Regions from separate parts of the Homo sapiens genome. Here region 2 is linked to region 1. Evidence: chromatin loops called from intact Hi-C (ENCODE). Cell type or tissue: HepG2. All regions are shown on one strand. Links, peaks and the distances in the headings refer to the core of each region. The heading gives the core; the rest is flanking DNA.

What was found. Hi-C counts contacts between places; a loop is a spot of excess contacts. Peaks named below come from ENCODE experiments on the same cell type or tissue, not always from the same donor. Only the 100,000 strongest peaks of a DNase experiment are listed, where the experiment ranks them.
Region 2: it touches region 1 in a loop (13-fold over the local background); 12 of 110 quality-filtered maps call a loop at or near these places.

Annotation. Positions count from the first base shown.
Region 1 is chr3:156,141,632-156,157,736 of GRCh38, forward strand. The region is part of intron 1 of KCNAB1 (potassium voltage-gated channel subfamily A regulatory beta subunit 1); the gene reads left to right. Among named protein-coding and RNA genes, the nearest start is that of KCNAB1, 29 kb to the left of the region's middle. In HepG2, for the core only: CTCF peaks have their summits at 9,040 and 10,372; a DNase peak (open chromatin) is centred at 10,400.
Region 2 is chr3:155,988,994-156,005,098 of GRCh38, forward strand. It overlaps the pseudogene SETP14. Among named protein-coding and RNA genes, the nearest start is that of KCNAB1, 120 kb to the right of the region's middle. In HepG2, for the core only: CTCF peaks have their summits at 6,761 (motif pointing right) and 7,159; a DNase peak (open chromatin) is centred at 6,768.

The sequences.
Region 1 (16,105 bases), core at 4,226-12,225:
TAGTATGAATATGCCACAGTTTAATCATTCACCCATTATGGAATATTTGGGTTGTTTCTAGATTTTGGCTATTATGAATAAAGATGTTATAAACATTTGTGTACAAGTTTTCATGTGAACATAAGTTTTCATTTCTCTGGGATAAATGCCCAACAGTGTGATTGCTGTGTCATATAGTAAGTTTGGAATGTTTAGTCTTATAAGAAACTTTTCTGGAGTGGCTGAACCATTTAACATTCCTACCAGCAATTTATGAGGGATCCAGTTTCTCTGAATCTTTGACAGCATTTAGTGTTATCACCATTTGTATTTTAGCTATTGTGATAGGTGTGTAGTGATCTCTCATTGTGGATTTCATTTGTATTTCCCTAATGGCTAATGATCTTTTGATGCTCTTATGTGCCATCTGTATATCTTCTTCAGTGAAATGTTTGTTCATATCTTTTGCCCGTTTACCAATTAGATTGTTTATGTTTTTATTGTTGAGTTTGGAGAGTTCTTTGTATGTTCTAGATATAAGTCTTTTGTCAGATATGTGGTTTGCAAATATTTTCTCCCAGTCTGTAATTTGCTTTTTAAAATCCCCTTCACGTGGTATTTCATAGAGCAGAAGTTGTTAATGTTGATGAAATCTAATTTATGAGCTTTTCCTTTTATGGATTGTGCTTTTGGTGTCAAGTCTAATAAGTCTTCACTTAACTCTAGGTTCTGAGGATTTTCTCCTGTTTTTACCTACAAGTTTATAGTTTTACATTTTACATTTAAATCCATGATCAATTTTGCGTTGATTTTTGTATAAAGATGAGGTTTAGGTCAATGGTTCATTTATTTTTGTTTGTTGCTGTTCTGCTTTGCCTCGCTTATGGATATCCAGTTGCTCCAGCACCATTTGATGGAAAAGCTATTCTTCCTCCACAGATTTGCTCTTCATATTTGTCAAAAATAATTAGCCATATTTGTGTGAACCCTTTGCCTTTTACAACCACTTGTTGATATTTGTCTATCATTTGACAGCAACATCTGAAAGAGGTTAATGGACCTTTCACCCAAATGAATCATGCCTCTAGTATAAAAAATTATTTGATTACAAAATATTTAATAATTTAGAGAAGTCTCATTACATACTCATGAATCATCCCTAAGGCTTTATGGTCCTTATAAAAACAGATTGGCCCAGATCCCACCAAAATATTTCCTTTTACCTAAATAGAAAGACATGGGAAAAAGTTCCCATATTTTTTTTCCCCAGGGCCAGTACATAGTTGCTTATGTTTGACTCTGAGTACTTTAAAGGGATGAGAAAAGTGATTGGCCACCAAAAGCCTCCTTTATGCACAGGCCTGGGCAGGGACACACAACCAACAGCTCTGTCGGGAACTTAGGAGCCTGCTCGCCTACAAAAATGATAAGAGAGATCTAAAGAAAACAAGCTAAACCTTTTGAGGGACATACTGAAGCCAGATAACCCAAGGTATTCACAGCAAGATACAGTGAGTCTTAAAGTTAAGCACCGTGCAATTAGCTTTGCTTCCTTGGGTTTTTGAAACATGCATCTGTATAAACCTGCCTGTGCAGACATCCCGAGCCCCAAGCTGGGTCTGCCAAAATCCAGTGAATCGGCTCTAAAATGTAGATGGCACCTAGCAGTGACCAAGACTCAGCCTCAGGCGGCCTGCAAACCTGTGAGGCCCAGTGGAGCAGCCGAACAGAAATATGTGGAAAAGTTTCTACGTGTTCATGGAATTTCGTTGCAGGAAACCACCAGAGCAGAGACGGGCATGGCATACAGGTACTGCTGATTGCAAAGTCATCCAACCAGGGCACTGCACTGATGTCAAAGGTTGTTATTAAAGAAATAAGGACTGAAATAGCAAGACAAAACCCTGTAAGAAAAAGAAGGAAAAATGCAGTGAGCCCTCTTCTTGGGTTGCATTCTTGTTTTTTTTTTTTTTTTTTTTTTTTTTTTAGCTTTAAGCGTTCTCTTTTCTCAGAGGGTTACAGAAAAGACAGTCAAGTTCATCTGTGGAAACTCCTAACCATGTGCTCCAGAAGAAGTATCTTTGGCTCTGAGTAGGGAGGTGATTTGGCAGGTCAAAATGAAGAGTGGGGACTCCATTCTTCTTAAGGGAAAGAGAATTTATAAGTTAAGAGTAGAATTTTTTTTTTTAATGCTGCCTGGGATTCAAGACTTATTTTCTTCTAAACTTGAATCATGTGGTCTGTACTAATAGCTAATAAAGTAGTTCAAGTTCTCCTTGAAATGACAGCACTTTATTTATTTATTTATTTATTTATTTATTTATTTATTTTTTAAATCAGTGTCACCCAAGATAAATTACTGGTTGTACACTAAACTTCCAATATCATTATTTATTTTATGAAAGATTAACAAAAAGGAGAAATGTTTTCTTGGTATAGGGTTGGATGTGTAATCTTTATAAGTTGCTCTGTGATGGGAAGAATCTTTCCTATTCAGAGCAATTATTGCTCCTGCACAAGTGCTTCCTTTACGTACGCCTGGAGTTTTAAACAGCCCAGAAGCTGAGTAAAAGCTATTCAGAAGGACAAGGTACTGAAAACTGAAAAAACAATTTAGCAATTGTAAGAACAGTTGTCCTAGCTCATATCAAAACTTCTGCACAGCATAAGATTGTTTTTCATGTACAAGATGTCCCCAGTGATTTCATTTTTCCAAAATCTGAAGGTCTATTTCAGTGTAGTAGCTGCTGCTCTAATTTATCAGCTAATTATATTCATAAAGCAATTTGCAATGATATGGCTCCTCTCTGGAGAGCAAAGTATTTTACACAGACTCTATGTAATAAAAGGGTTGTGCAGAAAAGAAATGAACTCTTCTCAATTTATAAGGAGGATAGGACAGCCTACCACATCCTGCTTTAGAAGGGGAGCTCACCTTTTCATGGTAGCTCATGGAATGAGGAGGGATGGATGAGGAGGAGATGCTGCTGTTTCTTTCTGAATCTGTCACCGGAAGGAGCCTGCTTCTCTGTCCCCCCACGTTTTCTCTCTTCTCCGTGTTTCCTCGACCCTCAGTGGTGGTAGTGATGGTGATGTGAACACAGATCGGGCGAAGGGGAAGATGGACCATTTCACTTTTAAAAAAGTCTGCCTCCATGTCTTTGTCATAGGATGGGTGGTATTACCATGAATTGTTACATAAACCTTTAGAGGGTATGCCTTTCTCTCTCAAAAGTCTAGTTTAAATATCAATTACAGATCTGTGCTGTGTGCCAATGTTCAGATGAAGGTATGTTCTAGGAAAGCATTTTTCAAAGGATTATGAAGTAGAGGAACACGTTCTTCAGACAGGTGAAAGCAAAGCTGCCTCAGCTAAAGGTGGGAGCTTGGAGCCCACCTGCTTGAGGGGAGCAGTCATCCCCCAGCCTCTTCTGAGACACCTATGTGGATTCCATACTCCCCATAGGTTTTGGGCGACTCTTCATGATGCCTTGGTGGGGAAGGCTCTGTTACCTTGGAGATGCCAGATACTGCCTTGGACAAGGGTGTATGCTACCATATCACACCCTAGTAAGAAATGGGACTTAGGAGAATGTTGCCCCTAAATCAGTTTGAGGGGAGAAAAGCACAGTTTAATTGATCATTAACCCTAAGAAATAGCCAAGGCTCTAAATTATGATGAGCTTGTGCTCTGACACATCTTCCTGACACATTTCTCCATTACCCACTCCCCAATGTCCTTAGTGCTCTGTTTATTCTCCCTTTAAGACACTCGCTTACTGCCCTTATTTAAGACATTCTCCTGCAACCATTTGGAAAGGATTTTTAGGAAAGAGAACCAGGGTTCTCTTGGCTCCTCCCCAACTTAGCTTTAGACCTTGATTTCTTATAAACATAGTTGGGGTTAAGAGAGAAGCTGACTTTCATATTCTTACTTCTTTATTATGATTTTTCCCCCTCAGGAAAAAGAGGGTGGGCAGGGGACCATGGCTATGTTAAAAAAACAACCTCTGTTAAGCCTTGTTTTTTCTATTTTCTTTTTTCTTGTAAAGTTGAAAGAAAATGGGCATTGAAGTTAAACAGACCAGAGTTCAAATTCAAGCTCTGCCTGTTTTAGAACTGTGTGACATTGGGCCAGTCATGACATAGAAATGTCTAATACAGTAGGTGCTCACTGGGAATGGAGGTTTTCTTCCCACTTACTCTGTAGTGTCTGTCCATCAGTCTAAGTGGGGGAGGGATTGAAACCCTTTAGGTGAAACATATAAATGGATAAGAGAATATTCTCAAAAGGAAAAAAAAAAGAATAAGACAACCCACAGTAGTTCACAATCTGTGTAGGTTTCCATGCTCAGCTTTAGAATTCTGAGAGGTCTGGAAGAGCCGGGTAAGCTGTTTTCCATTCTGAATTTGGTCAGACGCCATTGCAGACTTTAGCCCAATACCAGCTGCTTGGGTCCCTCGATCATCTGTGAGAGAGCATTATGTTGTGTTTCCATGGAGACTTCGTTTTATTTCTAACTAAGGTTGACCAGGAGGAGAAAAAAAATAAGTAAATATGCAAACACATGCATCAATTGAAAAGAAACTGGAGGACATTGAATGTGGTGTAAAAAGTGCCAAGTTGCTGTGTAGATCCTTCTGTTGGCTTAGAAATCTCAGCAAAAATAGAAGTTTTAAAATTCATTTTATCAGTGACTATAAAATGGTTACCTAAGAGGGTCTTCAGTTTACTACTAAGAGGCTGAAAATTAATTGTCTTTATTACATAGCACTGAACTCTAAGCCAGACAGTAAACACGAGCCTGAGTCAAGGTTAAAATACACTGAGGAGTAGTTTTATGAGAAAAACACCAAAAATATCTAGACTGAGTTAAGATGTAGCAAATACCTAGCTTTGAAGCAATCTTATAATACTAACATTGGCAGGAGAAACTTAAACAGATATAAAATGAAGCTCTAATCCAGGGACAACACTTTTCCTGTAAAAGGCTAGATAGCAAATATTTCATGCTCCAGGTTCGTATCTGCCTCTGTTACATCTACTGACCTCTGCTATGTAGGGTGAATGTGGCTATTGATGATATGCAAATGAGTGGGCACAGCCATGTTCCAATGAAACTTTATTTATGGACACGGAAATTTGAATTTTATAGTTTTTGCATATCACAAATCTTATTTTTTCCTCCAAACCACTAAAAATGTAAAAATCATTCTTAGCTTGTGGGCCATACAAAAACAGGTGGCAGGCTGGGTTTGTTCAGCAGGCCATAGTTTGCTGACCCCTGGTTTAGAAAGCAAGGCCTTCAGTTGCTCAGGTTATGTATTTACTTGTTTGTATTTATTTATTTTTAAACCTTTTTGTTTCCAGAGGTATTTAAGGAACTCAAATGCATATAATTGAGAAAGATAAAAATAAATTACAAAGAAGATAGAAAAAACAGTGCCAAGAAAGACCAAAAGAGCAGGAAGGGAACAGAGAGCCTGGGGTGAGGGACCATGCTGTGTATAAGCCAATGTGTTGCAAGAGTTAGACCTGGATTTGGCTCTGTGCTTTCCAGCAGCATTAAATTGTGAAGAGGGAAACTGAGCCCTTTACAAAGTTACAGGGTCCTTGAGTTAGAGACAAGCCAGTTGCTCCATAATGGCACACCTCTTCCTGATCTGTAAATCAGAGAGAAGTTCCTTTTGAGGTTCTTCTTTGTGTAAGGAATAATATCCTTGCAATATCCTTATAGCAAACACAGCAGCAAGGTTCCTAGAGGATCTTTCCTGTGGAGCCCCTAATATTACTATCATATCAAATAATAACTCAGTAAAGACAAATAGGTGCATAATGGAAAAAAGTGACATTGTTTAAATAGAAACCATATTGGCCACTTTGGGCTATGCTTTAAGAATTTTCCAATAACAAAAACACAGATTTCTTTTTTATTCTTTTTTTTAAGAATGACAGGGCTTCTCCAGGTTCATGGAATGAAGCAATTGTTTCTAGAAAAATAAGTGTTATTTGCCAATCAAGGATAAAATTTTCTAAAGCCTTGAGCTGACGGCAGGGAGAAGGCTATAAAAGAAGAAAGGGAAAAGTAGAGAAACTCTTGGAATTCTTAACTTGAGATGGGCCTTAAGGATAATCTGCTCCAATTTCTGGTCTTACAGCTGAAGAAAATTGAGGCTCAGAGATGTTGAGTGTCTAGCATGAGGTTGCACTTCTAGCTAGCAACAAAACTAGGACTAGAACCCCTGTCTCTTAGTTCTCATTCCAGTGCTTTCTTCAAGCTTTCCATATTTATTCCCAGCTCCCCAACCTCCATCCCACCACATGCCAAGACACACACACACACACACACGCACGCACACGCACACACAAACACACACCGCACCCTGGAGATACTGCAGATCCAGCCATATTCACCGTCCTGCTCTGTCTACTTTTCCAGGCTCCCCGTTATTGTGCTCTGTGACTTGCTTAGTCCTGCTGCTTTGCATGCTTACCCTCCACCTTCTGCCAGAATCATTGAGTCTCTACTCATCATTAGTTTTCCTACCTGGAATATTCTTACACATCCCACTTGCCTAGGTAACTCCAACCCACAGGGTCTCCTTTTGCCCCTACAGCATTGACCACCAGACTTTTCTCTATATAGGATATAGATTGTTAGTTATTTGTGTGTGTGTGTATCTTATTGTCAAAATTGTGCATCATGACCTTGAGGATGAGGACTAAAACTTATATTTTATACTTCTTCAATGCCTTTGCACTTAGAAAGTGCTGGTACATACTTGTTGCTTGATTGAGGTGCATCCATTCAGAAGTTGGGAAAGAGAGAAACCAAAGAGCAAGTAGGAACTTTCCTTTTCCCTGCTAATAGTGCTCTAGCCCCATCTTTTCTCCTGTATCTTAGATACAATATGCTACTTAATCTTGTTAAGCCTCAGCTTCCATATCTGTAAAATGGGCCTAATTTAACTTACTTCACAATGGCATTATAAGAAATCCATAAAGTCACATATGTGAAAGTGCTTGGCTCACTGCCTGCTAGCATGGGAACCTAAGTGCTCCCTTGCTTCAAGCTCCTTTTTAACCAATCCTAGTAATCTATCACTTAGGCATCTTTAGCATTTCCAAAAAGAAGTGTGTGTCTATTTATAAAGGATAGAGGGACAGAAAATAAACACCTAAAATAGAATATTGCACAATTCTGAACATATCACCCTCCTTTCATCACTTGCTTTTTCATTTTCTTTCTTTTTTTTTTTTGCTGTTGCTATTAGGATCTACTCAGAAAGTGTTTGTTTTTCTTTCTTTTTATCTCACACATGGGCTCCTAATCAGCTTGGCCTCAGGAAGTGTGGGAATAAATAACTCTTCAAACGATGTAATACGAAGGTATCTTTTATCAACTGCTGCATTTCCAGTGCCTGGCATTGTGCCTAGAACAAAAATATTTGAGCCAGAATGAAATGAAAAGGACTGAAACTTCCACCAGCTTGCAGTGTCTCTCCCATTAGCTTGCCCCAGTGTCCGAAGATCTCCCTAGACTGGAGACATCAGTTCTCAGAGACTTCTGTTAAAAGGGGAGTGTGCTTGCTGAGTGGTGGCCACGCTAATCTAAGCTACTAGATGGTAGACCAAGAAGGAAACCGGACATAGTCCAAGCCTGACCTAAAATAAGAGAAAACAGGAAGGAAGCTTCCAGGCTAGATCAACAGAAAAGCTCGAGTATCCGAGCATGGTACATTACTACGGACTATCATAGAAGCAGGAGGGATGGAATTGAAAAAAAGGGGAAGGAAAACTAGAGAGAAACCTCACTTAGCTACCAGCTTTTCTCAGAGATGTCAGGGCAGAGAATTTGAAGGCATAAATGAGAGTTTTCATTGATCATTAAACAAAGACTCCAGAGATAAGTAGGAACAATTTTTCACCTGAACCCCTCTCTGTGGGTTCTGTCACAGTGCAAACATGATGTTCTAGCAGAAGGATTTAAAGACAAGCTCTTCCCTCCCTCCTCTCATCCCCTGCTTCCTTATCTACAAAATGAAGCTGAAAAACCCTACTTCAAAGGGTAACGCCATCCTCTCAAAGAGGCATATAGTGGATACCCAGGAAAGACTATCCCTCTTGCCCTTTCTCCTTTTCATAGTATTACAGGGTTGACATATGTGGAAGTTGAAAATTACATTTGTTCCTAAATTGCACTTACTTTCATCCTCCCAGGACCCTCCAAACCCCACCAAAAACACCCTTTCATCATGTGTTCTTGTGACCTGCCCTTTTCATGAGACACTTGGCACACTCAGACCTGCTTGAAAAGTATTAATAGCTAGAGCTGTGACTGTGAAAATCAATAGCCTAGAAAAATGCTACTCATGCAGGGGGTTGTATTAAAAAATGTCCACATGATTTATTTTAGATGACCTAATTTGGTAAGTCTCTGGGCCTGTGCTTATTTGCTGTGAGCTCTCTAGCTGTTTTTCTCCTTGCATCAATATTTCTGGAGGAAAGTAGATGACACCAAGATGGCTCAGGCTCAGGACGTATGTGATTACTTGAAACCTGAATAGGCTGCTGGTGAAGGGCTGTGGAGGCGTAGTGAAAGGGGCTTATTCAAAACAAACAGAACGTGTTATTTCCTATTGAATGGAATAGAAATTCTAAAATAAGTATGTTTTCAAAGTGTCAGTTTAGATAGAAAATGCTTAGAATTTAAGCAAGAGTGAGAGACGAGTGCTGCTTGGGTTTGAAATATTGTTGAGAGGGGCAGATATTCAATCTGTTTTGAAATTTCCACTTGGGGTTTTCCAGGATAAAAGTTGCTTTGTTTATGCAGCATGACGAAAATACTGGAAATTCAGGGCTTGAGAACAATACTGGGTTACAGGGATCCGTGCTTTCTTATATACAAGTTGTTGACAGCGGTTTCGTCTGAAAAAAAGTGAGCATTTTGAAATCTGATTTTCATGACCGAGGAGTAACTGTAGGCCAAAGATGTTTTCACCCAAGAGAAAAACAATTCCTGAATTTCCCTGCAGTGCCTTTGAGTGCCACTGGGATGTGCTATTTCATAAAGAAAAGGAAGCTCTTCTGTTGCCTGAAACGCTGCTAGCAGAAAACTTTATTCAGACAGTCCTAGACTCGAACTTAAATTTGAATCTATGTATTTACCTTGATTATGACAATGGGAAATTTTATATAGTGAGAAAAAAATTAAAAAGGTAAGACCAGCATATTCCTAAGGTTCTGAGAAGCCTAGATTCCATGGCAAGCCTATGTTATTATAACCTAACCCAGTTAGATATTTTATAGAGCAAATTTTCTATGTCTGGGAGTTTTCTAGCGTAGGGGGTTCTGAGCTACACCACAGACCTCTGGGCATGGCTGGTGAAGAAAGGAAAAGTAGACATCTCATCCCCTACCATCTTTCAGAGAATATTCTGTTGGTGTCAGCCCCACCTCAGGTGCAGGCACCTTGTTACACAGTTAAGATGGAGCAGACTGGAACGTGTGTGCTATCTGGACTGCACGGGAGAAGGCCATATCAAAGCCTGTCAATGCTCTCAGAACCATGGTCTTGTGGGCCTGGCTCATCACCAAGTTAGGAGATGGCCCTCCTCTGTACCCACTGTTTGTTTTCACATATCACGTGTCACCTCTCCACACTTAGAGCGAGTGCCTCCCATCCAGTGATTCCTCTTCCTCTCCTTATCTAGTTACCAACTAATTCTCCCTAAGTTTTAAAATATAGATGCTTTTTAATAGAGTGTCTGCAAAATATATCATCCAAAGAAATGAATCCCTAATGATGGGAGTACAGGTTATTTTTAGACAAACTGTCTAGTACTTAAGGCCAGAACTATTTTAAAATTTTTATCTGAAAATAATTTCAAACATAAGGAAAAGTTGCTAAAATAATATAAAGAACACATCTGGGCTATTTATTCCTTAACATATTGTTAACATTTTGCCCCATTTGCTTTAACTTTTGTTCATGCTCTCACATGCTCACTCCTTACAACCCACCTCTCCATTTATTTTTCCAAGCTTTTTAAAACTAAGTTGCACACATCATGGCTTTTTAGTCCTCAGTATCTCTTAATAGTTATGATATTTTCTTATCCCCAATACAATTAACAACTTTGGTAAAATTTACATAAATATGATATTTTAATCTACCATTGTATTCTAATTTTGTCAGCTGACACAATAATGCTCTTTGTGGCATTTTTTTACTCCAGTTGTACAGGATCAGTATTGGATGGCAATATTTTGTTGTCATATCTTTTAGGTCTCCTTCAATCTGGAACAGTTCAGGAGAAATTAATTTTAGTATAGGAAGGAGGTCAAAGGAAAGACTATGACTAATTGCAAGTCCGCCTTGGGTTGGGAGGTGGCGCTGTGGTGCCACACAATTGTTATGCCTGCAGGAAGGTCTCCTGGATATTGTTACCGTGTCCCTGACAACGACTGTGTCTCCCACAGCTACCCAGCGAGGGTTACCACGTTTTCTTCTGGAACTTTAGGCCCAAAGCTGAGGGATCTCATAGGCCTGCTGACCTTATTAGCCTACATAAATCCGGTCCCCTGTGTCCCTGTGCTCAGCACATCCCCTGAGGGTGGGTGTTAGTGGTAGGTGTGTTAAAAGGGAGTCACCAGGCGTTAAGAGGGGTAAGGCCCTCTGAGCACTGATGGACCACAGACACGGTTACCTCAGGATTGTCTAGCCCCTAAGTCAGGTGCCCATAAATGAGCTGGGTTAGGAAACCATCCCAAGAGGCTGAAGTGGCAGCCGAAGGAGAGGCCTGATACCAGCTGGATTCAGAGTGACGGGAGTATGGATTCTGGCCTTAGCTTCTGGTGAACCCACTGTGGGAGGGGTGGGAGCTTTCAGAAAGATGCAGGTTCTCAATGGGCTAGATGGAACATTTTTAGACAATGGATTTTGACCCAATTGTCTTCTGTCATTTTCTCCTTCATGATATTCCTCTTAATTTGCTAAGGCAGATGAGATAGAAGCTCTGACAATTGTAGAGTGTGGGTGTAAAATGTGCAGCTCATTAAGTATCCAAGCTCTCCGTTTAGCATTTGAAGGGTTTGTAACAGGTCAGTGATTCACCCTGCTTTTGGAATTTTACGGCACTCTATAACTCAGTGCATAGTGACAATACATGCCTCTAGAAGCTAGTTACGGTTTCAAAACAGAGCTATGATTACTTCCAGAGATGACCATTGTATAAGATGGGCACCTTTATACGTAACTTCCCAAAAGGTTAACTCTCGTTGTAACTTCTTTGTAACATTCCATGCTAGCACTTTCTTCCTCTACCTCTATTTTTCCTTTTGGCGCACTTATTTGTTTATTTCTGTATTGTCTGTCTCTCTCACTGGAATGTGAATTCCAAAAGGGCAGGGATTTTATCTGTATAGTTAATTACTGCATTCCCAGAATCTGACATCTAGTGTAGAGCTCAATAAATATTTGCTGAATAAATAAATTATTAAGCAGGAGTCTAACAAATAAACCTTCAATGTTCACTGGAGGACAAGCCGCTGGATATCAGTCACAGGGCACCACTTCACCAGGATCCATAGTCTCCCCAGCGCTCACTTCCTAACTTTCTCTCTTTACCAAAAATCCAAGTATCCTTATTTGAGATAGTGATACTTGAGGATGACATTGTTCTCGTAGGAAATAGGTCCTTAAATCTTGGATTTTAAGATGCTTTGAGGTGACCATATCATGCTCATCATGGCATAGCCCACTGTATGTTTGTTTCTTCTGAGATATCCATTTTGTTTAACCTTAATTTGCTCATTTACTTCAATCATTCATTAAGTTTGTGATGATTAATTTTGTGTCAGTTTGACTGGGCCACAGGGTGCCCAGACATTTGGTCAAACACTATTCTGTGTGTGTCTGTGAAGGTGTTTTTGCATGAAATTAACATTGGAATTGGTGGACTGAGTAAAGCAGACTGCCCTCCCCACTGTGGTTGGGCGTCATCCAGTCATTTGAAGTTGAACAAAAACGCTGACCTCTCACAAGTAGGAGGGTATTCCTTCTGCCTGATTGTTGGATCTGAGACATCGGTCTATTTCTGCTTTCAGAGTTGAACTGAAACATCAGCTCTTCTTGAGTCAAGTCTTGAGCCTTCCGGCTTTTGGGTCCAAACTTACACCATTGACCCACCTGAATCTCAGGCCTTCAGATTTGGATCAGAATTACACTATTGGCTCTCTTGCATCTCCAACTTGCCAACTGCTATTCTTGGGAGTTCTCAGCCTCCACAGTTGCATGAGCTAGTTCCTTATAATCAATCAATTAATCAGTCAATCCCTATCTATCCATTTATCTATGAATTTATCCATCTCCTGTTAGTTGTGTTTATCTGGAAAACTCTAAGTAACATAGATTTCTCATTGTACTTTCCTCCAAAAAAGTTCTCCATGTGTTGCTGCCCAGGCCTATTCATAGTGGGGCCTTGAGTTACCTTGACCAGAATGAGACACTCGTTGCTTTCACTCAGTGTGAATTCCTGTTTCCACTTAGAGGTGGTGCTTTCTGAGGGAGGTTTAGCTGATTACAGTCTGACTAAGGTCACCAGAAGTAGTGCAGATAGTAGTGCAGATGTCTAACACACTCATATTACAGAGCCATGGGCCTCTCCTTCTCCACTCCTCTCACCACCAGCTAGCTCTTCTTTCCCTTTCTACCAGTTGTCCCTCAATCCCACTGGCAAGTCCTCTTTAAGTTTACTCTTTTCCTCATTTCGCCTTTCCATCTTATTACAGGAGGGGTCATCATCTCATTGTAGCAGCCAGTTGTCATCCTCCGAACTATGGGGGACAAGTGTGGAGAGCTAGCTTACCTGTTGGGATTCCTAGCTGACTCGTCCTCCTAGATAAATGCGCCAGAGGATTTTCTGTCTATTCAGTAATTGTGGATGAGTGTGGGTTCTGGTTAGACTTCTTGTTCTTGGTATAGATCAGACTTTCCCATCAACTATTTGACCTACAACTGAAACACTCTTTCACTGGTAATTAATAGTTGCAGGCTGGTCCTTGGTGGTATCATCAGATCCATGGGTTTTCTTACTTAAGTCTGCCCTACTCTACCACTTTGGCAAGACCCTGGCCCATTTGACTCAGCAAAGGTAGTCAGTGCTGCTGGGACTGGGCAATGGCAGTGGAGGGGTCATGCGTTTCTACTTCAGAGGGTTGGTTACCTGCAGGAGCCTGGGTGAGACTCATTACAGTGGACAGAATCCAGCTATCTTCTTTCTGCCCCTTCTTCACAGGTACCTCTCCAAGGGCCTTCCATTTCTGACCTAATGTTCACCACTTCTTGGGTTCTGGATCCTGTATGGGTTAAATATTTTCCCTAATATGTCTCATGACTGTCTCATTTAAATTGTTGGATAATCCAAAACATATTCTTATACAAGATGGAAAAACAGGTTCATGCAGCCAAATTTACTAATACAAATTATATGATACATTGGTGACACTCTTTACAAAGCTATTTTGTATGACCACTAGTCAAGCCTCGCTGTTTTTGGTACACTATCTATTTTTACTGAACCATCTACCTATCCCCCCTGCCCTGCCACCACCCCTCACACAGATTCATCCAACAGCTCTCCATTGAGTGCTCACCTTGAGTTATGCACAATTCCAGGCATTGGAGATACAGCAGTGAACACTTAGGCTAAGTTCTCTGCTTTTTAAAGGATTTAATTCTAGTGGGGACGTGCCAGTTAATGAACAAAAATAAATAAATAAAATTTATAATACTTTAGAAGCATAAATTCTCTGGAGAAACACAAAGCACAGAAGGAGGATGAGTATTTGTGACAGGGAGCAGTTGCCATTTTAAATAACATAGCCAAGGAAGGCCTCACTGAGAAGACAGCATTTGAATAAGTACCTGAAGGAGGTAGAAATGACAATCATTGAAGTTTCCGGGGTAAAGAGTATTATAGACAGAAGGAACAGTATATGCAAAAGCCCAGTGTGAAAGTCTGTAGAAAGAAACAAAAACAGCCAGTGTGTCAAGGGCAGAGTGAATGAATGGTAGAATAGTAAGAAATGATGTCAAGAAGGTAAAGGGGAGAATTGAAAGTTCAGGAGGTCCTCAAGAATGCTCTCAGGTTCAGTGATTCACTAGAAGGACTCACAGAACTCAGCAAAGTCATTATGCTCATGGTCGTGGTTTATTACAGCAAAAAGATACAGATTAAAATTAGCATCAGGAAGAGGTACCTAGGGTTGGGTCCAGGAGAACCAGGAATGGAGCTTCCAATTGTCCTTTCCCACTGGAGTTGTGTGGATAGTGCTTATTTCTCTCAGGAACTGGGAAGCTTACCTGAACCTTGGTGTCCAGAGTTTTTATTTGGGTTTGGCCATGTAGACACGGCTGACTACCTGTGTGTTTGACCTTAGTCTCTGGCCCCTCTGGAGTTCAGGCTGATACAATGTGGCCCAAGACTCCCACCATAAATTAAATACTTAGCCTAGACTATCTCGTAGGGCCTTAGGCCCCCAGATAAACAAAGACATTTTTATTGGGTAGGGCATTCCAAGGGCTTAGAGGTTAACTCCCAGGAGTTGGGGGCAAGGAGCTAGATTTTTCTTTGGGCAAGATTAATTCTTTACTGCACAATAGGCACATTGTACAAAAATGTGTAGGCCATTTTAAAGGTGGTGGCTTCTAGTCTGAGTGAGATGGAAGCTTTTGTGAATACTGATCAAGGGTGTGACATGATTTGAATTATTTTTTAAAAGGATTGTCTGAATGCTATGTTGGAAAATAGGCTGAAAAGTAGAAGTAGGGTTACTGGTTAAGAAGTTACCATAATTGCCCAGGAAGGAGGTAACAGCAGCTTAAACCAGAATGGAAATGGTGAGAAGTAGTTGGATTCTGGAACTGTTATAAAAGTAGCATCAGGAGGATTTGAAAAATAAATGGATATGATATGCAATAAAGGGAATACTTAAAGATGACTTTAAGCTTCTCAGCTCAGGCAATTGGGACCAACAAGTTGCCCTTAAATTAGATGAGAAAGATTTCAGGGGAGTGGATCTGGAGGGAAGAAGAGTAGGAACTTACTTTTTAGACAGGTTGGGTCTAAATGCCTATTAGAGAACAGTGTCAAGTTGATAAAAGTTTGAAGTTCATGGGAGTGGTATGGACTGGAGATTCATGCTCAAAATATAAATATAAATATATAAATCTTGGAGTCATCAGTATATTGCGAGAACATAAAGCCATGAGATAAGCAAGTAAGTGTAGAGAGAGATTATAACAAAAGCCCCAGGACTACAGCCTAGGCTCTCCAATGTGAGGAGGTAGGAGAGATGAAGAGGAACCAGCAATGGAAACTGAGAATGAGTGTGCAGAAAGGCAGGAGAGAGACAAGATAGTGGGGTGTCAGGATCAAACAAAAGAGAGAAAGATCAAGTATGTTCAATACTACTGCTAGGTCAAGTAAGGTGAGGACTGAGAGAGACCATTGGATGTAGGAACATGGAGGCCACTATTTATAAGAGCAGAGAGAAAAACGTATCTTACTTTCTACACAGCACTATGCTTGAAAGGAGAAAGCAAAGACCCATATATGCATGTAGGAACATTTTAAAATTTAATTCTGAACTCCTACTTAACAGAACTCTGACTACCATCCATTGAGCAGCATCTCTGAATTTCCTCCTACTTATGAACATATAGAAAAAAATCATAAGAAATTGGCCCTACCTATGAGCAGAATACAGAAAGGTTTTCCACAAATGATGATACTTATAAAGCTGGATTATTAAAAATAATACTCATAAGTTATCTGTCTCATGAAACAGCATCTCTGCCCCCTGATTGAGAGTAGAAAGACATTGTGCTCTTATTCTATGGTATATTTTATATTATAGTGCTCCCTTTGTTTTGACAACTGGAAATGTCCCTTTATAGGTTATAAAATTGCATTTAAATTAATTTTGTTATATTTTATTCAGAAATTCTATTTGCTTGAGGTGTGTATGCGTATGCATGTGTAGAATGTTCCACATCAATTAAATCTTTTATATTGACCCACAGCTCAATTTTTCAGTCAAAATAACATAGATATTATGCTT
Region 2 (16,105 bases), core at 3,693-11,692, 150 kb before region 1:
TTAAAAGTGTACAAGTTGCTTTGTTACAATAAAACTAAATGTGTACACACACACAAAAAAAAGAATACATAAATACCATGCCTAGAAATTCTATGCCTGGAGAAATGTCAACATCTGGAGAATCACTCGCATAGAGTTTTACAAAAAGATGTCCTCAAACAGACACATGATAATGTTCATAGCAGTATGACTTGAACTAGCAAAGATCTGAAATTACACAGGTGTCCATCTCTAGAGAAATGTACAAATAAAACATGGTACATATATTTAAAGGAATATTATGCAGCAGACAGATGCTCCATATAAATAAGGTTTATATATTGCAATGTAAATATATGCATCAAAATAAATATGCATGAAAGATGGTTTGAAAATCAAAGTTTAAATATAGTAGAGTGGGTGTCTATACCTGGAAAGAGATTGGGATTGGAAGGAGGAATAAAGAAAATTAACATAAAACAAATTGAAATAGAATACAATAGCCTTGCAGGGGCCACCAATGATCGCATACTGTGAATTCAGGAATATTATACATTCAGTTCTGTAAACCTAAAGTTATAAAAGACTTCAACTAAAAAAAAAAAAAAAAAAGAGCTACTACACTAGTCTCCTGTTACCTGCAGGGGATATGTTCCAAGTCTCCCAGCAGATGTCTGAAACCTTGGATAGTACTAAACCCTGTATATACAGTCATACCTTGCTTTACAATGGGGATACATTCAGAGAAATGCATCATTAAGCAATTGCATCATTGCATGAACATAACAGAGTGTACTTACACAATCCTAGATGTCAGAGCCCACTACACACCTAGGCTATATGGTATAGCCCATAGCTCCTAGATTACAAAACTGTATAGCATGTTACTGTACTGAATACTGTAGGCAATTTTAGCACAATGGTAAGTATTTGTGTATCTAAACATTTCTAAACATAGAAAAGATCCAGTAAAAAATATGGTATATATTCTTATGGGACCAGCATAGTATGTTTGGTCTGTCATTGACTGAAACATCTTTATGGGGTGCATAACTGTACTATGCTTTTTCCTATACATACATACTTATGATAAACTTTAATTTATAAATTAGGCACAGAAAGAGATTAACATCAGTAACTAATAATAAAATGGAACAATTATAACAATATATTGTAATAAAAGTTATGTGAATGTGGTCTGTCTCTCAAAATACCTTGTAATGTACTTATCCTTCTTCTTTTTTTTTTTTTTTAGACAGAGTCTTGCTCTGTCACCAGTACAGTGACACAATCTGGGCTCACTACAACCTCTGCCTCCTGGGTTCAAGCGATTCTCCTCTGTCAGCCTCCCCAGTAGCTGGGATTACAGGCACAAGCCACCATGCCTGGCTAATTTTTGTATTTTTAGTAGAGACAGGGTTTTGCCAGGTTGGCCAGGCTGGCCTCAAACTCCGGGCCTCAAGCGATCCACCTGCCTTATCCTCCCAAGGTGTTGGGATTACAGGCATGAGCCACCATGCCTGGCCTTATCCTTCTTATTGTGATGAAGAGGGAACAGAGTGGAATGACATGAGATTTTATCATGGTACTCAGAACGGTATACAATTTAAAACTGTGAATTGTTTATTTCTTGAGTTTTTCATTTAATATTTTCAGACTGTGGCTCACCACAGGTAACTAAAACTAAAGAAAGCAAAATCATAGGTAAGTCAGGGATTACTATATTTCTTTACATTTTGGCCAAAGACAACTCCTCTAGTTATTTTTTTCAAACTTGTGAAGATGGAATAAATCCCATTGTTAGGCCTGATCTGAGCTCTCCAATGCCAAACACTAATCTAGTAGTTGCAGTTTCCTGTTACCCAGGGACATATTTGTGGTCTTCCTATTTTGTTGTTTTCAGTGTGTTAATCATCTCCACTCAAAATCCTCCTGAATGAAACTGTTGGATGACCTACACCACCTTTGCCTAAAAAGTGTGTTTCTGGAAAGCCAGAGGGAAAACTCCTGCAAATGAGCCACCCTAGTGCTGCTGGATTTGAAGAGGCAGATGGTGGTTGGATTTTACAAGGCCCCTTTGTTCTCTTTCTTCATTTTCTGCCTGTTTTTACATGAATTGACTTTGTGCAGATCTAGCCAAGTGTGTGAAGCACCTTCGAGGAGGTGCGTTAATGATAAGCTGAAATCTGGGTCACTAAAGAGTTTTACCGCCTTTCATTTGCAGAGTCTGAGAAGCCCCTTCTGGCCTTTACCATATGAAAGTTTTACAGCAACTGTAATATTTAGAGAAAACACACACAAAGGATGGGAATGGAAGCCTCGGCAGTCTTCTCAGCAGAGGGCCTCCCAGCAGACTGGATTTATTGGACTTTTCATTTTCCCTCACCATTTGGATTTTCAAAGACTTTTTATTAGTTCAGCCTTTAAAGCAGAAAAAATCAGCCAATTTGTTACAAACCACTGCAGCTTCAGTCCCCTGAAGCCAAGAACAACCGCTCAGCTCTTCCAACTTGGCTGCAAAGCAACATCTGTTAAGTCTCCTGTGCTCACCTCCCCAGCCAAAGAGACGTCACACCTGCAGTGCTGGGATTTTGTGAAAAAAATGGAAATAGCGTATTGTATACATCTTTTTTTCCAATATCTTTTGCTTTATGTTAATGCTTCTAGTTCAGGAGTGTCTGAAGTATTTCACAATGCTTAACAGAGCAAGGTTTGTCCCTTAGTTTTGGGTCATTTGTTAATTCTGTAAGTATTTGCTGAGCATATGTGTAAGACACGTGGCTCTAATTCCCACCAGGTAGTTGTTAGGTTGGCCTCTTCCTTTTGTGATGAGATCTTGTGTTTGTATTTTTTCTTTGGACTGCTCTGATCATGGTTCTATCAGATAAACAAATGCTGGAAATTAGTTGCCAGTCTGGTCAATTTGTTAGGTGGCTTTTCAAATTGTTACACAGGGAGTTGATGTTCTTGGAAACAGAAGGAAGAAGTATGGGTGCCTTATGAACCATTAGGTTTCAGTAAATAGCACCTGCTTTTCACACCACGCTGGGGTAAGGCATAGAATGAGGCATAGCATAGATATGGTATAGCATACCTGGTGGTGTAGGTCATCCAGCAGTTATGTGCAGGAGGATTTTGAGTGGAGATGATCAGCACACTGAAAACAACAAAATAGGAAGACCACAAATGTGTCTCTGGGTAATAATATACTATAGTATAGTGGGTGGATCTTAGATTCACCTGAAATCTTAAGCATCAACTGCATTTTCTAGCCTTGGGATCATGGGTGTCTCAAATTTCTGAGCTCGAGTTTACTGAAAGTAATAGGAACGTTTGTGCTTGCAGTTGCTGAAAAAAAATTAAGTGAGCTACTGTAGGTGCTCATTAAATGTTGGCCTTTGCTTATGGCCACCTAAGAGGAAAATAAAGGAAGTAGAAAGCTCAGTTCTAGTATTCAGAAGCTGGCAGTTCAGTTAGGGAGGTGAGACACAGACTCTACATAAAACCACCAGAGTAAATGCCTCTGAGACAAAACTGAAATGGCATGAGTTAACATATTCTGTCCCCTCATCACCGCCAGTTCTGGAAATGAAAGACTGACTTTTCTTTAAAAAATATGTTTATGGGCCAGGCGCAATGGCTTACGCATGTAATCCTAGCACTTTGAGAGGCTGAGGTGGGCAGATCACGAGGTCAAGAGTTCGAGACAAGCCTGGCCAACATGGTGAAACCCCGACTCTACTAAAAATGCAAAAATTAGCCAGGCATGGTGGCGTGTGCCTGTAGTCCCCGCTACTTGGGAGGCTGAGGCCAAGAATCTCTTGAACCCGGGAGGTGGAGGTTTCAGTGAGCCGAGATGGTGCCTGGGTGACAGAGCAAGACTCTATCTCAAAAAAAAAAAAATGTGTTTATGCTTTTTTTTTTTTTTTTTTTTTTTGAGACAGGGTCTCGCTGTCTCACCCAGACTGGAGTGCTGTGGCACAATCATGGCTCACTGCAGCCTCAAACTTGGGGGCTGAAGCAATTCTCCCACCTCAGCCTCTGGAGTTGCTGGGACCACAGGTGCACGCCACCATGCCTGGCTAATTTTTAAAATTTTTTTTGTAGAGATGGGATCTCCCTATGTTTCCCAGGCTGATCTTGAACTCCTGGGCTCAACTGATCCTCCTGCCTCGGCCTCCCAAAAACCTGGGATTACAGGCATGAGCCACTATGCCCAGCTGTGTGTTTACGCTTGATGTCCAGAAAGCTTTTTATAAAGCAAAAACCCTTCTCTTTAGAGGAAATCAAATGCTTGGGTTTTAAATTAGGCTCAAACATACATCCTCACAAATGTGCACACAAATATTATAGTGACTTTAAGGCTCCATTAGGATGTTCAGCTGAGAGTTGTGCAAATGTTTGATCCATCTGGTGACAGCTCATAGAATGTGTTATTTCCAATGTTTGCAAATAACAATCTAAATAGAAATATGCTTGAAGATATTCTGTTAATGTGTATGCACTGAAAAGCAATTTCCTTTCCATATTATATATTAAAAGAATTGAAACCCTCCCTTGTATTTGCAATTGTATAAATGTCTTCATGCTATTTAAGGTGCAGGTCATGGCAGGAGAGCGTGAACGTGTCATTTGATAGTTCTTGGTCAATGCGGGTATAGTCTCTAGCAGTGGTCTTTTTTTGAAGTATTTCAAATTTTCATTGGTTTTATGCCAGCGAGTGGAAAAAGTAAGGGCTTTGCAGCTAGTGAGACTTAGGTTCTAATACATATCCTTTGGAACAAGGTGTTCAAAATTTGCTGGGATAATGATGGTGACATTTGCATAGGAGACATGGAATCTTCTGCTATCAAGGATTAAGACCTTTTCCTTCGCATGTTAACTGCTATTAAAACATCTCTGGGGAGCCGAGCGTGGTGGCTCACGCCTGTAATCCCAGCACTTTGGGAGGCTGAGGCGGGTGGATCACGAGGTCAGGAGATCGAGACCATCCTGGCTAACATGGTGAAATCCCGTCTCTACTAAAAATACAAAAAATTAGCCGGGCGTGGTGGCGGGCGCCTGTAGTCCCAGCTGCTAGGGAGGCTGAGGCAAGAGAATGGCATGAACCCGGAAGGCGGAGCTTGCAGTGAGCCGAGATTGTGCCACTGCACTCCAGCCTGGGTGACAGAGCGACACTCCGTCTCAAAAACAAAGCAAAACAAAACAAAAAAAACTCTGATGATTGAAACTGTTATTAAATGGAAAGCAGTGTAAAAAAGGCCACTTGAGACCTCCCCGGGGGGGATTTACTAGAAAGGCGAACCCCAGTGCCATGCCAGTGCCTCGGATATCTTGGGCGAAGGAGACAGCTTTGGATGCAGCTTGTGTCTGAAGCTGGAATCTGAAAGCTTATTCTTAGGCAGTGAGCTTAGCAATGTTTTGGAGGAAGTCTGAATGACCAACTGGGGTGTCTGTTGACTTTACATCTCACAAAGTTTCTGGTCTCATACATGGGGTAGTGTAGCTGCAGGTTGTTAGGTTAATTAGTTTCTAGGGGCCGTTGTGCTATTCTGAAGCCTCATGAGCTTTATTCCATTTGTGAAATTGGGGGAGGGATGTGGAGGTTGGAGGGTTAAGGGCTGGGAATAAGGTGAATCCTGGTGTGGTGCTAGCTAAAGAGGGGGACTGATGGAGTGTTAAAGGAGTCAGGGATTGGAGATGTCTGATCCCTCGTCTTCTTGGAGAAGCAATTAAATTAATTAATAGCATTGTTGGAACTTGTTCTGTCATGAGTTCTGATTTTCTCTATAGTCTTGAACTCCTGGGCTCAACTGATCCTCCTGCCTCGGCCTCCCAAAGAGCTGGGATTACACTTTCTCCTAGGTTCATACATACATCTCATTAAATGTACATACATCTCATTCATCATCTCATTAAAAATGAGATGATGTATGTATGAACCTAGGAGAAAGAAAAAGGAGTAAGTTATTTGACTAGCCTTCCACTTAATGTGGAACTGCCCGTTGCTCAGGTGTCAGTGGCCACTATTCCTGAACCCATGTGCATTCCAATCGAGCTGCCCCTCTGGGAGCTCCTGCATCACTCAGTGTATTTTTTGAGGAGATAAATGTAAACTTTTGGCCTTTTCATTGATCACTTTCCCTGTGTTAGATTGTTCTCAGGGGTAGAGAATTCAGAACTCTACATGGCGTTGCTCACAACTTTCTGAATGAACTCAGGCAAATCTCAACCTTAAAGAATGTTGAGCACAAAAACATTAATTTTACCTGCTTTAGATGTTTGATGCTAAATTAAAGTGAGAAAATGCATATGAAAGTGCATTGCAATATGACTCTTTATTAGACATGGAAGGACACAGAACATGCAGAGGGAAGCATTTTTAAGCATTACTAGAAGACCAGAATCAAATTTAATATTCCCTTAAAGTAAATAAGTATTTATACATTAAAGCCCACCAATGAAGGACCATCAGGAACACATTTATTGTAGTACGAAGAAATTATACTTATTTTTCTTGCTGTTGCAAGACTGAAAGCACCTTAAATAAATGATGAGGAGTTGGAAGAAGCTTGTCATAGTATGTGAGTGTGTGCTGGATGATTCAAGGGAGGATTGAGGAGGTGGGGAGCAATTCTGAATTGGATGTTTCAGGAAGCAGGAGCAATTTTGTGACTGAATATCGTAATGATTTTTATCTATAAGATAGAAGGACGACAGTGGTTTTCCTTGGTGAGGTAAAGGAGAAGCAGTCACTCATGTTAGACAGAAGAGGGGGCTGTTTTACTATTTTTGTGATTTCAGAGTGGCCTTATCTGTGTCTCATTCCAAATACGGGCTTGGAATGGACTTGTTTAGACATTGTTTCTATTCTGTGATTGTGGTTTATATGCAATTGGAAATATTATGGCCTAGTTGCCAGCAGGTCTGCTTTTCATTTTCTTGCCTGGTTTCAGGTATGAATATTTGCTTTATCCCCTTTTCTGGAAGGCAAAGAAAGAAGTCATATTCTAGAAGGGGGCCAAGCCTGAGCACTAAGATAGAGGGTCTCCACCTGGGCTTTGGAGATTAGTAAAGGATAAGAATTAAGTTACAAGAGCAAAATGGTAAACGAGTAACGGTAAATGCTCAAGGAGTGAAGCATACCAGAGAAGGTGCATGGGAGATGGCCCTGAAGAGGCTGAGTGTAGCTCCTCCTGCAGGTGTGTTTTTACACAGGTACGCATAAGGAGCACATAGGTTCTTATGAGAACCACACAGATACATATAAGGAGCCCACGAGTATGTACAAGGAGCACACAGGTATGAATAAGGAGGCCACAGGCACTTCTAAGGAACACATGGGTACACGTAAGGAGGCCATAAAAGGTGAATAGAATTTTTGTTTTCTGACTTCAAATGTAACAACTAGACTCCCACCTCAATGCCAAAGTTTTAATTTTACCTCCATATTACCTTCCTGTGATTCCTTACTTATAGTTTTTACCTATATATGTAATGTTCATTTTAATCTTTAACATTGGTTACTTTTGGGAAGTGATACCAAAGTGTTTAGGGAGGCGTCATCACTCTGCTTTATATACTTATACATTGTTTAAACTTTATGGGCTAATTTATTTATAATTAAATTAGTACATTAAAAACAAAAAAGAAACAATTTAATAGTGGTGGTGGTGGAGGATCATGTGATTTTTTTTTGGTGATGTTCTCTGAAGGATGATTTTCTAATTAATCTGTTTTTTTTGAAGGGAAATTCAAAATTCCCCCTTATGAAGGGGGTGGTGTAGGTGTCTTGGATCTGTTGAAAAGACAGTTTTGAGGAGAATTATGATTATGATTATGATAAAATTATGATTCTAATACAAGTGTAAAATGAAAAATGTAAATGAATTTTATTTAATTCGTTAATTAATGGGAACCAGTAATATGTACAAACAATCCAGGAGAATTCAAAGATCAGACCCATATATTGGCAATGAGGAATGCTGAAATGAATTTGCTTAATAAATGCAAAACTGGCTTCTTGGAAAAAAATGGATGTCATTTTGCACTTCTCCCTGGCAAAATTCATTTGCAGTCTGTGAACAGGAGTCATTTGCATTGCTGGCAGTGACCTATGTTTACAGAGTTGTCTGGTTGCAAGATGCACCACTGGACAAGACACCCAGTAATCTTATTTGCCCATTTCAAAGTTTTCAACACTTTTTCCTGCCAGCTCAGAATAACATTTGTTAAAATTCAGTCATTCCTCACCGGGCGCAGTGGCTCACGCCTGTAATCCCAGCACTTTGGAAGGCTGAGGTGGGCAGATGTCTTGAGGTCAGGAGTTGAGGCCACCCTGGCCAACATGGCGAAAGCCTGTCTCTACTAAAAATACAAAAATTAGCTGAGTGTGGTGGCAGGCGCCTGTAGTCCCTGCTAGTTGGGAGGTTGAGGTGGGAGAATTGCTTGAACCCAGGAAGCAGAGGCTGTAGCAAGCCAAAATCGCGCCACTGCACTCCAGCCTGGGTGACAGAGTGAGACTTCCTCTCAAAAAAAAAAAAAAAAAAAAAAAATTCAGTCATTCCTGCCTAATACCTGTACTTAAGATTACATACATAAAAAGAGAAAATGGGCCAAGTGCGGTGGCTCACGCCTGTAATCCCAACACTTCGGGAGGCCAAGGTGGGCGGATCATGAGGTCAGGGGTTCAAGACCAGCCTGGCCAACATGGTAAAACCCCATCTCTACTAAAAATACAAAAAATTAGCCAGGCATGGTGGCACGCGCCTGTAGTCCCAGCTACTCGGGAGGCTGAGGCAGGAGAATGGCGTGAACCTGGGAGGTGGAGCTTGCAGTGAGCTGAGATCGCGCCACTGCACTCCAGCCTGGGTGACAATTGAAGACTCCATCTCAAAAAAAAAAAAAAAAAAAAAGAAAAGAAAAGAAAATGGAGAATATTAAATGAAATAATAAATTGATTATTTGTTATAATTTTATTCTGATGTTTATTTCTGTTGATAAGTGACCAATCCAAAATGATTGTAAAAGAAAAATTTCACTGACTTCAAGGATGTTAATGACATAATTATCAGCAAATAGTTTTAAATTTGCTTGTATTTTCTCTTTTTATACTTTAAGTTCTGGGATACATGTGCAGAACGTGCAGGTTTGTTACATAGGTATACACGTGCCATGGTGGTTTGCTGCACCCATCAACCCATCATCTACATTAGGTATTTCTATAATGCTATCCCTTACCTATCCGTTCAATCCCCAATGGGCCCTGGAGTTCCACTCCATGTGTCCATGTGTTCTCATTGTTCAACTCCCATTTATGAATGAGATCGTGCCATGTTTGGTTTTCTGTTCTTGTGTTAGTTTGCTGAGAATGATGGCTTCCAGCTTCATCCATGTCCCTGGAAAGGACATGAACTCATCCTTTTTTATGGCTGCATAGTATTCTATGGTGTAAATGTGCCACATTTTCTTTATCTGGTCTATCATTGATGAGCATTTGGGTTGGTTCTAAGTCTTTGCTATTGTGAACAGTGCTGCAATAAACATACGTGTGCATGTGTCTTTGTAGTGGAATGATTTATAATCCTTTGGGTATATGCTCAGCAATGAGATTGCTGGGCCAAATGGTATTACTGGTTCTACATCCTTGAGGAATTGCCACACTGTCTTCTGCAATGGTTGAACTAATTTACACTCCCACCAACAGTGTAAAGGCATTCCTATTTTTCCACATCCTCTCCAGCATCTGTTGTTTCGTGACTTTTTAATGATCACCATTCTAACTGGCATGAGATGGTATCTCATTGTGGTTTTGATTTGCGTTTCTCTAGTGACCAGTGATGATGAGCTTTTTTTCATATGTTTGCGGGCTGCATAAATGTCTTCTTTTGAGAAGTGTCTGTTCATATCCTTCACCCACTTTTTGATGGGGCTATTTTTTTCTTGTACATTTGTTTAAGTTCCTTGTAGATTCTGGATGTTAGACCTTTGTCAGATGGCAAAAACTTTCTCCCATTCTGTAGGTTGCCTGTTCACTCTGATGATAATTTCTTTTGCTGTGCAGAAGCTCTTTAGTTTAATTAGATCCCATTAGTCAATTTTGGCTTTTGTTTCCATTGCTTTTGGTGTCTTAGTCATGAAGTCTTTGCCCGTGCCTATGTCCTGAATGGTATTGCCTAGATTTTCTTCTAGGGTTTTTATGGTTTTAGGTCATATGTTTAGGTCTTTAATCCATCTTGAGTTAATTTTTGTATAAGGTGTAAGGAAGAGGTCCAGTTTCAGTTTTCTGCATATGGCTAGCCAGTTTTCCAAACACCATTTATTAAATAGACAGTGGTTTCCCCATTGCTTGTTTTTGTCAGGTTTGTCGAAGATCAGATGGTTGTAGATGTGTGGCATTATATCTGAGGCCTCTGTTCTGTTACATTGGTTTATATATCTGTTTTGGTACCAGTACCATGCTGTTTTGGTTATTGTAGGCTTGTAATATAGTTTGAAGTCAGGTAGTGTGATGCCTCCAGCTTTGTTCTTTTGGCTTAGGATTGTCTTGGCTATATGGGCTCTTTTTTGTTTCCATATGAAATTTAAAGTAGTTTTTTTCTAATTCTGTGAAGAAAGTCAATGGTAGCTTGATGAGGATAGCATTGAATCTACAAATTACTTTGGGCAGTATGGCCATTTTCATGATATTGATTCTTCCTATTTATGAGCATGGAATGTTCTTCCATTTGTTTGTGTCCTCCTTTATTTCCTTGAGCAGTGGTTTGTAGTTCTCCTTGAAGAGATCCTTCACATCCCTTGTAAGTTGGATTCCTAGGTATTTTATTCTCTTTGTAGCAACTGTGAATGGGAATTCACTCATGATTTGGCTGTTTGGCTGTTTGTCTATTATTGGTGTATAGGAATGCTTTAATTTTTGCACATTGATTTTGTATCCTGAGACTTTGCTGAAGTTGCTTATCAGCTTAAGGAGATTTTGGGCTGAGATGATGGAGTTTTCTAAATATATGATCATGTCATCTGCAAACAGAGACAACTTCACTTCCTCTCTTCCTATTTGAATACCCTTTATTTCTTTCTCTTGCCTGATTGCCCTGGCCAGAACTTCCAATACTATGTTGAATAGGAGTGGTGAGACAGAGCATCCTTGTCTTGTGCTAGTTTTCAAAGGGAATGCTTCCAGCTTTTGCCCATTCAGTATGATATTGATTGTAGGTTTTCCATAAATAGCTCTTATTATTTTGAGATATGTTCCATCAGTATGTAGTTTATTGAGAGTTTTTAGCATGAAAGGGCTTTGAATTTTATCGAAGGCCTTTTCTGCCTCTGTTGAGATAATCATGTGGTTTTCGTCATTGGTTCTGTTTATGTGATGGATTACATTTATTGATTTGCGTGTGTTGAACCCACCTTACATCCCAGGGATGAAGCCGATTGATCATGGTGGATAAGCTTTTTAATGTGCAGCTGGATTTGGTTTGCTGGTATTTTTTGGAGGATTTTTGCATCGATGTTCATCAGGGATATTGGCCTGAAATTTTCTTTTTTTGTTGTGCCTCTGCCAGGTTTTGGTATCAGGAGATGCTGGCCTCATAAAATGAGTTAGGGAGGAGTCTCTCTTTCTCTATTGTTTGGAATAGTTTCGGAAGGAATGGTACCAGCGCCTCTTTGTACCTCTGGTAGAAATAGGCTGTGAATCTGTCTGGTCCCGCGATTTTTTTGGTTGGTAGGCTATTAATTACTGCCTCAATTTCAGAACTTGTTATTGGTTTATTCAGGGATTCGACTTCTTCTTGGTTTAGTCTTGGGAGGGTGTATGTGCCCAGGAATTTATCCATTTCTTCTAGGTTTTCTAGTTTATTTGTGTAGAGGTGTTTATAGTATTCTCTGACGGTAGTTTGTATTTCTGTGGGATTAGTGGTGATCTCCCCTTTATCCTTTTTTATTGTGTCTATTTGATTCTTCTCTCTTTTCTTCTTTATTAGTCTGGCTAGCAGTCTATCTATTTTGTTAATCTTTTCAAAAAATCAGCTCCTGGATTCATTGATTTTTTGAAGGGTTTTTCATTTCTCTTATCTCCTCCAGTTCTGCTCTGGTCTTAGTTATTAGTTGTCTTCTGCTACATTTTGAATTTGTTTGCTCCTGCTTCTCTAGTTCTTTTAATTGTGATGTTAGGGTGTTGATTTTAGGTCTTTCCTGCTTTCTCCTGTGGGCATTTAGTGCTATAAATTTCCCGCTAAACACTGGTTTAGCTGTGTCCCAGAGATTCTGGTACGTTGTGTCTTTGTTCTCACTGGTTTCAAATAATGTATTTATTTCTACCTTAATTTTATTATTTACCCAGTGGTCATTCAGGAGCAGGTTGTTCAGTTTCCATGTAGTTGTGCAGTTTTGAGTGAGTTTCCTAATCTTGAGTTTTAATTTGATGGCACTGTGGTCTGACAGACTGTTTGTTATGATTTCCATTCTTTTGCATTTGCTGAGGAGTGTTTTACTTCCAATTATATGGTTGATTTTAGAATAAGTGCTATGTGGTGGTGAGAAGAATGTATATTCTGTTGATTTGAGGTAAAGAGTTCGGTAGATGTCCTTTAGGTCTGCTTGGTCCAGAGCTGAGTTCAAGTCCTGAATATACTTGTTGATTTTCTGTCTTCTTGATCTAATATTAACAATGGGATGTTAAAGTCTCCCACTATTATTGTGTGGGAGACTAAGTCTCTTTGTAGGTCTCTAAGAACTTGCTTTATAAATCTAGGTGTTCCTGTATTGGGTGCATATATATTTAGTATAGTTAACCCTTCTTGTTGCATTGATCCCTTTACCATTATGTAATGCCCTTCTTGGTCTTTTTTAATCTTTGCTGGTTTAAATTCTGTTTTATCAGAGACTAGGATTGCAAACCCTGCTTTTTCTTTTCTTTTCTTTTTTTTTTTTTTTTTTGGCTTTCCATTATTTTGGTAAATCTATCTTCCACCATCCCTTTAATTTGAGCCTATGCATGTCTTTGCACGTGAGATGGGTCTTCTGAATACAACACACCAATGGGTCTTGACTCTTTATCCAGTTTGCCACTCTGTGCCTTTTAATTGGGGCATTTAGCCCGTTTACATTTAAGGTTACTATTGTTATGTGTGAGTTTGATCCTGTCATTATGATGCTAGCTGGTTATTTTGGCCATTAGTTGATGCAGTTTCTTCATAGTTTCGATGGTCCTTACATTTTGGTTTGTTTTTGCAGTGGCTGGTACTGGCTTTTCCTTTCCGTATTTAGTGCTTCCTTCAGGAGCTCTTGTAAGTCAGGCCTGGTGGTGACAAAATCCCTCAGCATTTGCTTGTCTGGAAAGGATTGCATTTCTCCTTCGTGTATGAAGCTTAGTTTGGCTGGATATGAGATTCTGGGTTGAAAATTATTTTCTTTAAAATGTTGAATATTGGCCCCCACTCTCTTCTGGTGTGTAGGGTTTCTGCAGAGCAATCTACTGTTAGTCTGATGAGCTTCCCTTTGTGGGTAACTCAACCATTCTCTCTGGCTGCCCTTAACATTTTTTCCTTCATTTCAACCTTGGTGAATCTGACGATTATGTGTCTTGGAGTGCCTCTTTGCAAGGAGTATCTTAGTGGTGTTCTCTGTATTTCCTGAATTTGAATGTTGGCCTGTCTCGCTAGGTTGAGGAAGTTCTCCTGGATAACATCCTGAAGTGTGTTTTCCAACTTGGTTCCATTCTCCCCATCACTGTCAGGTACACCAGTCAAACGTAGGTTTGGTCTTTTCACATCGTCCCGTATTTCTTGGAATCTGTGTTCATTCCTTTTCATCCTTCTTTCTCTAATCTTGTCTTCACGCTTTATTTCATTGATTTGATATTGAATCTCTGATATCCTTTCTTCCACTTGATTGATTCAACTATTGATACTTGTATATTCTTCACGAAGTTCTTGTGCTGTGTTTTTCAGCTCCATCAGGTCATTTATTTTCTTCTCTAAACTGGTTATTCTAGTTAGCAATTCCTCTAACCTTTTTTCAAGGTTCTTAGCTTCTTTGCAATGGGTTAGAATATGTTCCTTTAGCTTGGAGGAGTTTGTTATTACCCATCTTCTGAAGCCTACTTCTGTCAATTCTTCAAACTCATTCTCCGTGCAGTGTTGTCCCCTTCCTGGTAAGGAGTTGTGATTTTTTTTTGAGGAGAAGAGGCATTCTGGTTTTTGGAATTTTCAGCCTTTTTGCACTGGTTTTTCCTCATCTTCATAGATTTATCTACCTTTGGTTTTTGATGTTTGTGACCTTTGGATGGGGTTTTTGTGTGGATGTCTTTTTTGTTGATGTTGATGCTATTGCTTTCTGTTTGTTAGTTTTCCTTCTAACAGTCAGGACCCTCTGCTGGAGGTCTGCTGGAGTTTGCTGGGGTTCCACTCCAGACACTCTTTGCCTGGGTCTCACCTGTGGAGGCTGCAGAACAGCAAAGATTGCTGCCTGCTCCTTCCTCTGGAAGCTTCATCCCAGGGAGGCACCCACCAGATGCCAGTGGCAGCTCTGCTGTATAAGGTGTCTGTCGACCCCTGCTGGGAGGTGTCTCCCAGCAGGAGGCATGGGGGTCAGGGACCCACTTGAGGAGGCAGTCTGTCCTTTAGCAGAGCTGTCCTTTAGCAGCTGCTTGATCCACTGCTCTCTTTAGCGCCGGCAGGCAGGAACGTTTAAGTCTGCTGAAGCTGCACCCACAGCTGCCCCTTCCCTCAGGTGCTCTGTTCCAGGGAGATGGGAGTTTTATCTATAAGCCCCTGACTGGGGCTGCTAACTTTTTTTCAGAGATGCTCTGCCAGAGAAGAGGAATCTAGAGAGGCAGTCTGGCTAGAGCGGCTTTGCTGAGCTGTGGTGGGCTCTGCCCAGTTCTAACTTCCCAGTGGCCTTGTTTACACTGTGAGGGGAAAACTGCCTACTCAAGCCTCAGTAATGGTGGACGCCCCTCCCCGCACCAAGCTCAGCCATCTAGGTCGACTTCACAATACTGTGCTGGCAGCGAGAATTTCAAGCCAGTGGATCTTAGCTTGCTGGGATCTATGGGGGTGGGATCTGCTGAGCTAGACCACTTAGCTCCCTGGCTTTAGCCCCCTTTCCAGGGGAGTGAATGGTTCTTTCTCCCTGGCATTCCAGGTGCAACAAGGGTATGAAAAAAACTTCTGCAGCTCACTTGGTGTCTGCCTAAATGGCTGCCCAGTTTTGTGCTTGAAACCCAGGGCCCTGTTGGTGTAGGCACCTGAGGGAATCTCCTGGTTTGAGGGTTGCAAACACCGTGGGAAAAGTGTAGTATCTGGACCAGAATGCACTATTCCTCACAGCACAGTCCCTCATGGCTTCCCTTGGCTAGAGGAGGGAGTTCCCCAACCCCTTGCGCTTCCTGGGTGAGGCGATGCCCCACCCTGCTTCAGCTTGCCCTCCATGGGCTGTACCCACTGTCTAACCAGTCCCAATGAGATGAGCTGGGTACCCCAGTTGGAAATGCAGAAATCACCCACCTTCTGCATTGATCTCGCTGGGAGCCGCAGACTGGAGCTGTTCCTATTCGGCCATCTTGCCAGCCACCCTAAATTTGCTTATGTTTTCTTTCTTTTCTTCTCATTTCCTTTCCTTTCTTTTCTTTCCTTCTCACTTCCTTTCCTTTCTTTCCTTTTTTTCTCTTTTCTTTTCTTTTCTTTCTTTTCTTTTTGAGACAGAATCTCACTCTGTCACCCAGACTGGAGTGCAGTGGTGTGATCTTGGCTTACTGCAACCTCTGCCTCCTGGATTCAAGCGATTCTTCTGCCTCAGCCTCCCAAGTAGGTGGGACTACAGGCACGCACCACCATGCCCATCTAATTTTTGTATTTTTAGTAGAGATGAGGTTTTACCATATTGACCAGGCTGGTGTCAAACTCCTGACCTTGTGATCTGCCTACCTCAGCCTCCCAAAGTGCTGGGATTACAGGTGTGAGCCACCACACCCAGCCCTATTTGCTTGTATTTTCTATTTTATTTTTTGGGATAGGCAGAGAATATCTATTATGATAAACAGGATAATATACAAAAAAACTGCTCAACTTCTTTTTAATGATGACTTCCTCCTTTATTGAATTGGGCATGTTTTTCAGGGAAA